Linked DNA regions of Homo sapiens: region 2 is linked to region 1. A link is an interaction called in ENCODE POLR2A ChIA-PET data of the cell type or tissue named here. Cell type or tissue: HCT116. All regions are shown on one strand. Links, peaks and the distances in the headings refer to the core of each region. The heading gives the core; the rest is flanking DNA. Region 1 overlaps LINC03048 (long intergenic non-protein coding RNA 3048). Region 2 has its middle 4.4 kb from the start of ACTG1.

The links. Peaks named below come from ENCODE experiments on the same cell type or tissue, not always from the same donor. Only the 100,000 strongest peaks of a DNase experiment are listed, where the experiment ranks them.
Region 2: POLR2A ChIA-PET joins it to region 1 with 5 read pairs; 25 of 35 experiments call an interaction of 5 or more read pairs at or near these places.

The regions. Positions count from the first base shown.
Region 1 is chr17:81,378,519-81,381,419 of GRCh38, reverse strand. It overlaps LINC03048 (long intergenic non-protein coding RNA 3048), which reads left to right. Exons shown (of 4, transcript NR_164137.1): 2 at 836-935; 3 at 1,539-1,698. Among named protein-coding and RNA genes, the nearest start is that of LINC03048, 5.4 kb to the left of the region's middle. RefSeq lists enhancers at 1,336-1,935, 1,936-2,535. In HCT116, for the core only: a CTCF peak has its summit at 1,647; a DNase peak (open chromatin) is centred at 1,619; H3K4me3 peaks cover 1,125 bases; H3K27ac peaks cover 1,070 bases.
Region 2 is chr17:81,506,964-81,509,864 of GRCh38, reverse strand. No RefSeq gene overlaps it. Among named protein-coding and RNA genes, the nearest start is that of ACTG1, 4.4 kb to the left of the region's middle. In HCT116, for the core only: no CTCF peak of the experiment used is centred there; DNase peaks (open chromatin) are centred at 1,034, 1,944 and 2,324; H3K4me3 peaks cover 349 bases; H3K27ac peaks cover 1,195 bases.

The DNA of each region.
Region 1 (2,901 bases), core at 95-2,594:
ACAGTCCTGCCGATAGCTTGATTTTGGTTCCGGCCACCAGGACTCGGAGAAAATAGACTTCTGTTGTTTGCAGCTGCCCCATTTGTGGTCTTTTGTTGGGTGGCCCCAGACATAATCCCAGCACTGGCCTGGCCCGGCCCATGGGCAGCTGTCCCCAGCCTGGCGGAGGGTGTGGCTGTGATGTTACCCCCAGGATATCCAGTACCGCAGTCTCCATCTGAGCCGCCATCGGGCTGTGGGGTGCCTGCTAGCCTGTGGCAGAAGGACCAGGACCTGGGGGCTGGCAGGGAGCAAGAGCTGAGCGAACCAGCTGGGAGGAAGGACTGAGGCCACACCGGTGTCCGGGGGGATTCGGACGTCACCAGTGTGGAGTCTGGGGGTGTTCTGACTGACTTTAGACAGAAATTTCTTTTTCTCTCTGGAAAGGGCGGCGGTGGGCCCGTGTGCAGGGGAGCGTGGACTTGGAACTCGGGGAGCCCTGGGTTCTGCCTCATCCTCTACATCCCTGTGGGGCCACGTCCACTCACCGAGGGGTTCTTGCCGCCTTGACTGAGGGTGGCCGGGCACCAGCACCTTTGCAGCTTTGCCCAGCACCTTGGCATGGGGTCGGGGGCGGTGCAGAGTTCTGTTTTACAGGGAAGGGAACTGAGGCACAGGGAGATGACAGCTCGCCGCTGGTGCTGACCATGGGCTCACACTGCCTGGCCGCCCGTGCAGCCCCTGCCCTCCATGACGAACGTGCTCATGTTTCCTGGCTGCCCCCCGGCCCCACTCCCACCTCCCTGGCTAAACAAGGGAGATCTTGATGTGAGTTCTCCTTTTTCCTTTCTGGAAGGAATGGCAGACTCTGGACATGCTCCTAGAGATGGGAGGTCAAAATGATCAACGTTCAGGGTCCCTTCATCTCAGAGGGTCTCGAGTCACCTCATTTAAAGGTGGGAACTGGGGATCCTGGAACCTCCCCTGCACCCCAGATGCTTCTGGGGCCCTTGAGAACTTGCCCTGAGCTGTCACCTGGCCTAGACTCCCAGCCACTTTCAGGGCACAGAGAAACTGCCCTCACTCTGAAAATGTGGAGACCGGGACCCAGAGAGGTAGAGTGACTTGCCCATGGCCACACAGCCTGTGAAGGATGACCAGGTTTGGTCTCCGCCAGCTGTTCTGGCTCTGCTCCTGCAGTCAACAGCCACCACCCCTGAGGCTTGCCTGGGGCAGGGCGGGTGGGGAGTGGGGGTGGGGAGTAGTGGGAGTGGGGGGAGAGCGGGGGGGATGGGAGAGTGGGGGGAGCGGGGGAGTGGAGCGGGAGGATGGGAGGCAGCGGTGGGGGTGGGGGGAGCGGGGGGGGGAGCCAGGGGGATGGGGGCTAGTGGGGAGGATGTGAGGGGAGGCGGGGGGGGAGCGGAGGGGTGTGGGTGTGGGGAGTGGGGGGGAGCAGGGGGTGGAGGGGTAGGGAGCGGGGTGTGGGGGGAGCGGGGGGCACAGCCAGGTGCATGTTATGGGTCCAGGGCAGCGACCTAGTCCATTTGTCCTTTTCGAAGTGTGGCCTGGGACACCTCCTATCCAGCCATACGCCGCCCAGGACTGGCTCAACAGCTCCACCCTCCACTGCTGTTCACCCATGACACGTCACTTCCCACCCGCCACTGCTGGCTCACCTGTGACACCCCAGGCAGCTCAGATGCCCGGCAGGTCCTGCTGGTAAGAGGGAGGCAGGAACTTGTCCTGTCTGGGACCCGGGCATTGCTGGGCGCCGGAGGGACCTGGGACCTCAACCACGCTGGGAGCTGGCCTGTCGTACAGGCGGTGCCTGGCAGATGTGGACGGGCTCCGCAGGCTCCTGGCGGCCCACCCCTGCCTTCGTGCCATCCTTCCTGGGAGTCTCCTGGCCAAGGAGGACTCGAGGCCTGTCCCACCTGTGCCCAGGGCTCACTGTGGCTCCCTTCAGCGGGGCTCTGCTCTCTCCCCGCCTGCTTCCCCTCCAGCTCCTGGGCTCTGCCCCAGCATCCCCCCGAGCCTCTCCCATTCCTGGCCCCAGCCTGGCCAGGGATCCCAGAGGATGCCTTCACCAGCCCAGCCCCTTGCCTGGTGGATCACCACTCCTGTCTCCTGCTGCTCTGCCCCCTGCCCCGGGCCTGGGAAACCTGGGAGGACCCTGAGGGAGGGTCAGGGATGTGTGACACCAGCAGGAGGCTGACGAGTTCCCTGGCAGGAAGCACACTGCACAGGGAGCCTGCCGCCATGCTGCCACTCTCATGCCCCTGCGGGGCCGCAGAGAGGGATGCCTAGGGCGGGGTGGGCAGTGGCTGCCGTAGGGGAGGCGCTCTGGGCAGTGCTGTTCCCTGAGAAACTGCAGCCCCAAGGGGCCTGGGCAGGGCCTGGCCTGACTGAGTGGGATTGAAGGGGAGGTAGGGTGGGTGTGCCCTATGATGTAGGGCCTGCTGCACCCTGGGGAGGGGACCCAGTGCAGTGATGCCCAAGTTCCAGCGTTCAGACTGCCTGGGAGCCCTGAGACTCCCTGACCCAGCAGGACGCCCCATCCTGGGTGAGGGGGAGAGTGGGGTGGGCCAGAAAGCCCACCCAGACAACTGAGACCCCTCCCCACCTGCTACCCCATCTGCTTGGGCCCAGGAATAGAGGGGCCAAGGCAGACCCCTCAACATACATGCTGAACCCTGATGTGTAGCCGCCCACACACCATGAGCCCAGATTGTGGCATTCAGTATTTTTTCTGACATCAAAACAGTCTTGGCAGGGCACGGTGGCTCACACTTGTAATCCTAGTACTTTGGGAGGCCGAGGCAGGTGGATCACCTGAGGTCAGGAGTTCGAGATCAGCCTGGCCAACATGGTGAAACCCTGAAATACAAAAATTAGTCAGGCATGGTGGTGGGCGCCTGTAAT
Region 2 (2,901 bases), core at 84-2,583, 130 kb before region 1:
GCTTCGTGGGCTGGTGAGAAAACGGCTTAACAATAAACTGAGCAGTTCGATTTCTTCCAAATCGAAAGTGCAAGAACAAGGCAGCCTAGTGGGTTTGGGTGTTGGAGATAACTGAAGCAACATCATAAGCAGGCTGGGAGGGAAGTCCTGAGACGGCTTTTTCCATTATTTAGGAAAAACTAGATGACTTGACATCTTGGGTAAATATTTGGCATAAAATAACCACCTGAATCAGCAGGGGCCTGCCTTAGTTTCCCCCCAGCCCTCAGGTGGACGTGTGATATGAGATAGTTTTACTTTGTGTAAAGAGCGCAGCAGTCATGGAGTTGGCTAGTTACTGAATCCTGGAACTCAGTATCTACCAATAACGAGGGCCTCACCTGGTGTAAGAGGCTCAGCCAGTGCCCTTTGTACTTCAGCTTTTCTCCCCGCAGGTGCCAGGGGAGAGCCTCTGTAGATGGGATTGGGAGTCCAATGCATAGCTCCTCTGAACTGCTTACAGCTGCAGAAGTCATTTGGAGGTTGGGACAGGGAAGGAAGATCTCTACCAGTTGAAAAGAGATTTGGAACTATTTCATGTTAAGTCGGGTCAAGGGATCGTTCTGCTGTTGGAAGAGATTTTACTCAAGCAGAGGTGGTGGTGCTTCCTAGCTCCCCCTCCCATATGGGGATGGGGGAGAGGAGGCTCAAGCTTGGTGGGGGTCGGGGTGGAGGCAAACATAAATTGCAGAGAGCTTACTGAGCTCCAGGCTCCCACCCTACCTTGTTCTGTGACCTCACATCACAGCATGACTCTTCTCAGCGACTCTGATACCTGCAAAAGATAGAAATTCTCTTTGTCCTGTGAAGCATTGCACTTACAGGACAAACTGTGAGATGCTCATGGACACTGGGCATCAGCAAATGCACATTAAAACAAATTAGATGCCAGTTTGTGGCTATCAGATGAGCAGAAATCAGGAGATGGGTAGTTCTGAGCACTGGCCAGGGCATGGGGACCAGGGACAGTCACGCACTCTCGAAGCGTTGAAAGCTGCAGCTCTTCCGGAACTGCCCAGTGCAGGTTCCCTGGGCAACTTGGCAAGACCTTGTCTCTACAAATTTTTTTTTTTGAAACGCAGTTTCCCTCTGTTGCCCAAGCTGGAGTCCAATGGTGTGATCTTGGCTCACACCACAACCTCCGCCTCCTGGGTTCAAGCGATTGTCTTGCCTCAGCCTCCCGAGTAGCTGGGATTACAGGCATGCGCCACCACACCTAGCTAATTTTGTATTTTTAGTAGAGGCGGGGTTTCTCCATGTTGCTCGGGCTGATCTTGAACTCCCAACCGCAGGTGATTTGCTTGCCTTGGCCTCCCAAAGTGCTGGGATTACAGACGTGAGCCACCGCACCCAGCCAATTTTTTTTTTTTTTTTTTTGACATGGGGTCTTGCTCTGTCACCTAGGCTGGAGTGCAGTGGTGTGATCTCAGCTCACTGCAAGCTCCACCTCCCGGGTTCATGCCATTCTCCTGCCTCAGCCTCCCCAGCAGCTGGTACTACAAGTGCCCACCACCACACCTAGCTAATCTTTTCATATTTTTTAGTAGAGACGGGGTTTCACCGTGTTAGCCAGGATGGTCTCAATCTCCTGACCTCGTGATCTGCCCGCCTCAGCCTCCCAAGGTGCTGGGATTACATGTGTGAGCCAGCATGCCTGGCCCCAATTTTTTTTTTATTAGCTGAGCATGGTGGTGGCCTGCCTGTGGTCCCAGCTACTCAGGAGGCTGAGGAGAAAGGATCTCTTGATAGGAGTTTGAGGTTTGAGACTGCAGTGAGCTGTGATTGAGCCACTGCACTCTAGTCTGGGTGACACAGTGAGACCCTATCTCAAAAACAAACAAAAAAACCCCAAACCCCACAAAATTATGTCTGATAAGGATCTAGTATCCACAATATGTAAAGAACGCCTACAAATCAACAACAAAAAGAACCCAATTTAAAAATGAGCAAAGGACTTTATTTTCTCCCAAGCAGATATACACATGGCCAACCGGGAGATGAAAAAGATACTCAACATCATCAGGGGATCATTAGGGAAGTGCAAATCAAAATAACAGTGAGATATCACTTCACATCCAGTAGGATGGCCACAAAAAATAAAAAAAAAAAAAAAGGAAAATAGTGACAGTGAGGGCATGATGGCTCACACCTGTAATCCCAACACTTTGGGAGCCTTAGGCAGGCAGATCGCTTGAGCCCAGGAGTCCAAAACCAGCCTGGGCAACATGGCAAAATCCCACAACAAAAGATACAAAAAATTAGCCTGTCCTGGTGGCACACGCTTGTAGTAACCCAGCTACTCAGAAGGGTGAGGTGGGAGGATCACTTGAACCTGGGGAGATTGAGGTTGCAGTCAGCTGTGATTGAGCCACTGCACTCCAGCCTGGATGACAGAGCAAGACCCTGTCTCAAAAAAAAAAAAACAAAAAAAAAAACTGCTGGGAGCAGTGGCTCACACCTGTAATCCCAGCACTTTGGGAGGCTGAGGCTGGCAGATCACGAGGTCAGGAGAACAAGACCATCCTGGCTCTGTCATCCAGGCTGGAGTGCAGTGGTGCAATCTCAGCTCACTGCAGCATCTGCCTCCTGGGTTCAAGCGATTCTCTTGCCTCAGCTTCTCAAGTAGCTGGGATTATAGGTGTGTGCCACCACACCCAGCTGATTTTTGTATTTTTAATACAAACAGAATTTCGATACGTTGGCCAGGCTGGTCTTGAACTCCTGACCTCAGGTGATCCACCCTCCTTGGCCTCCTAAAGTGCTGGGATTACAGGCGTGAGCCACCGCACCCAGCCAATTGTACACTTTTTTTTGAGACAGAGTCTTGCTCTGTTGCCAGGCTGGAGTGCAGTGGTGTGATCT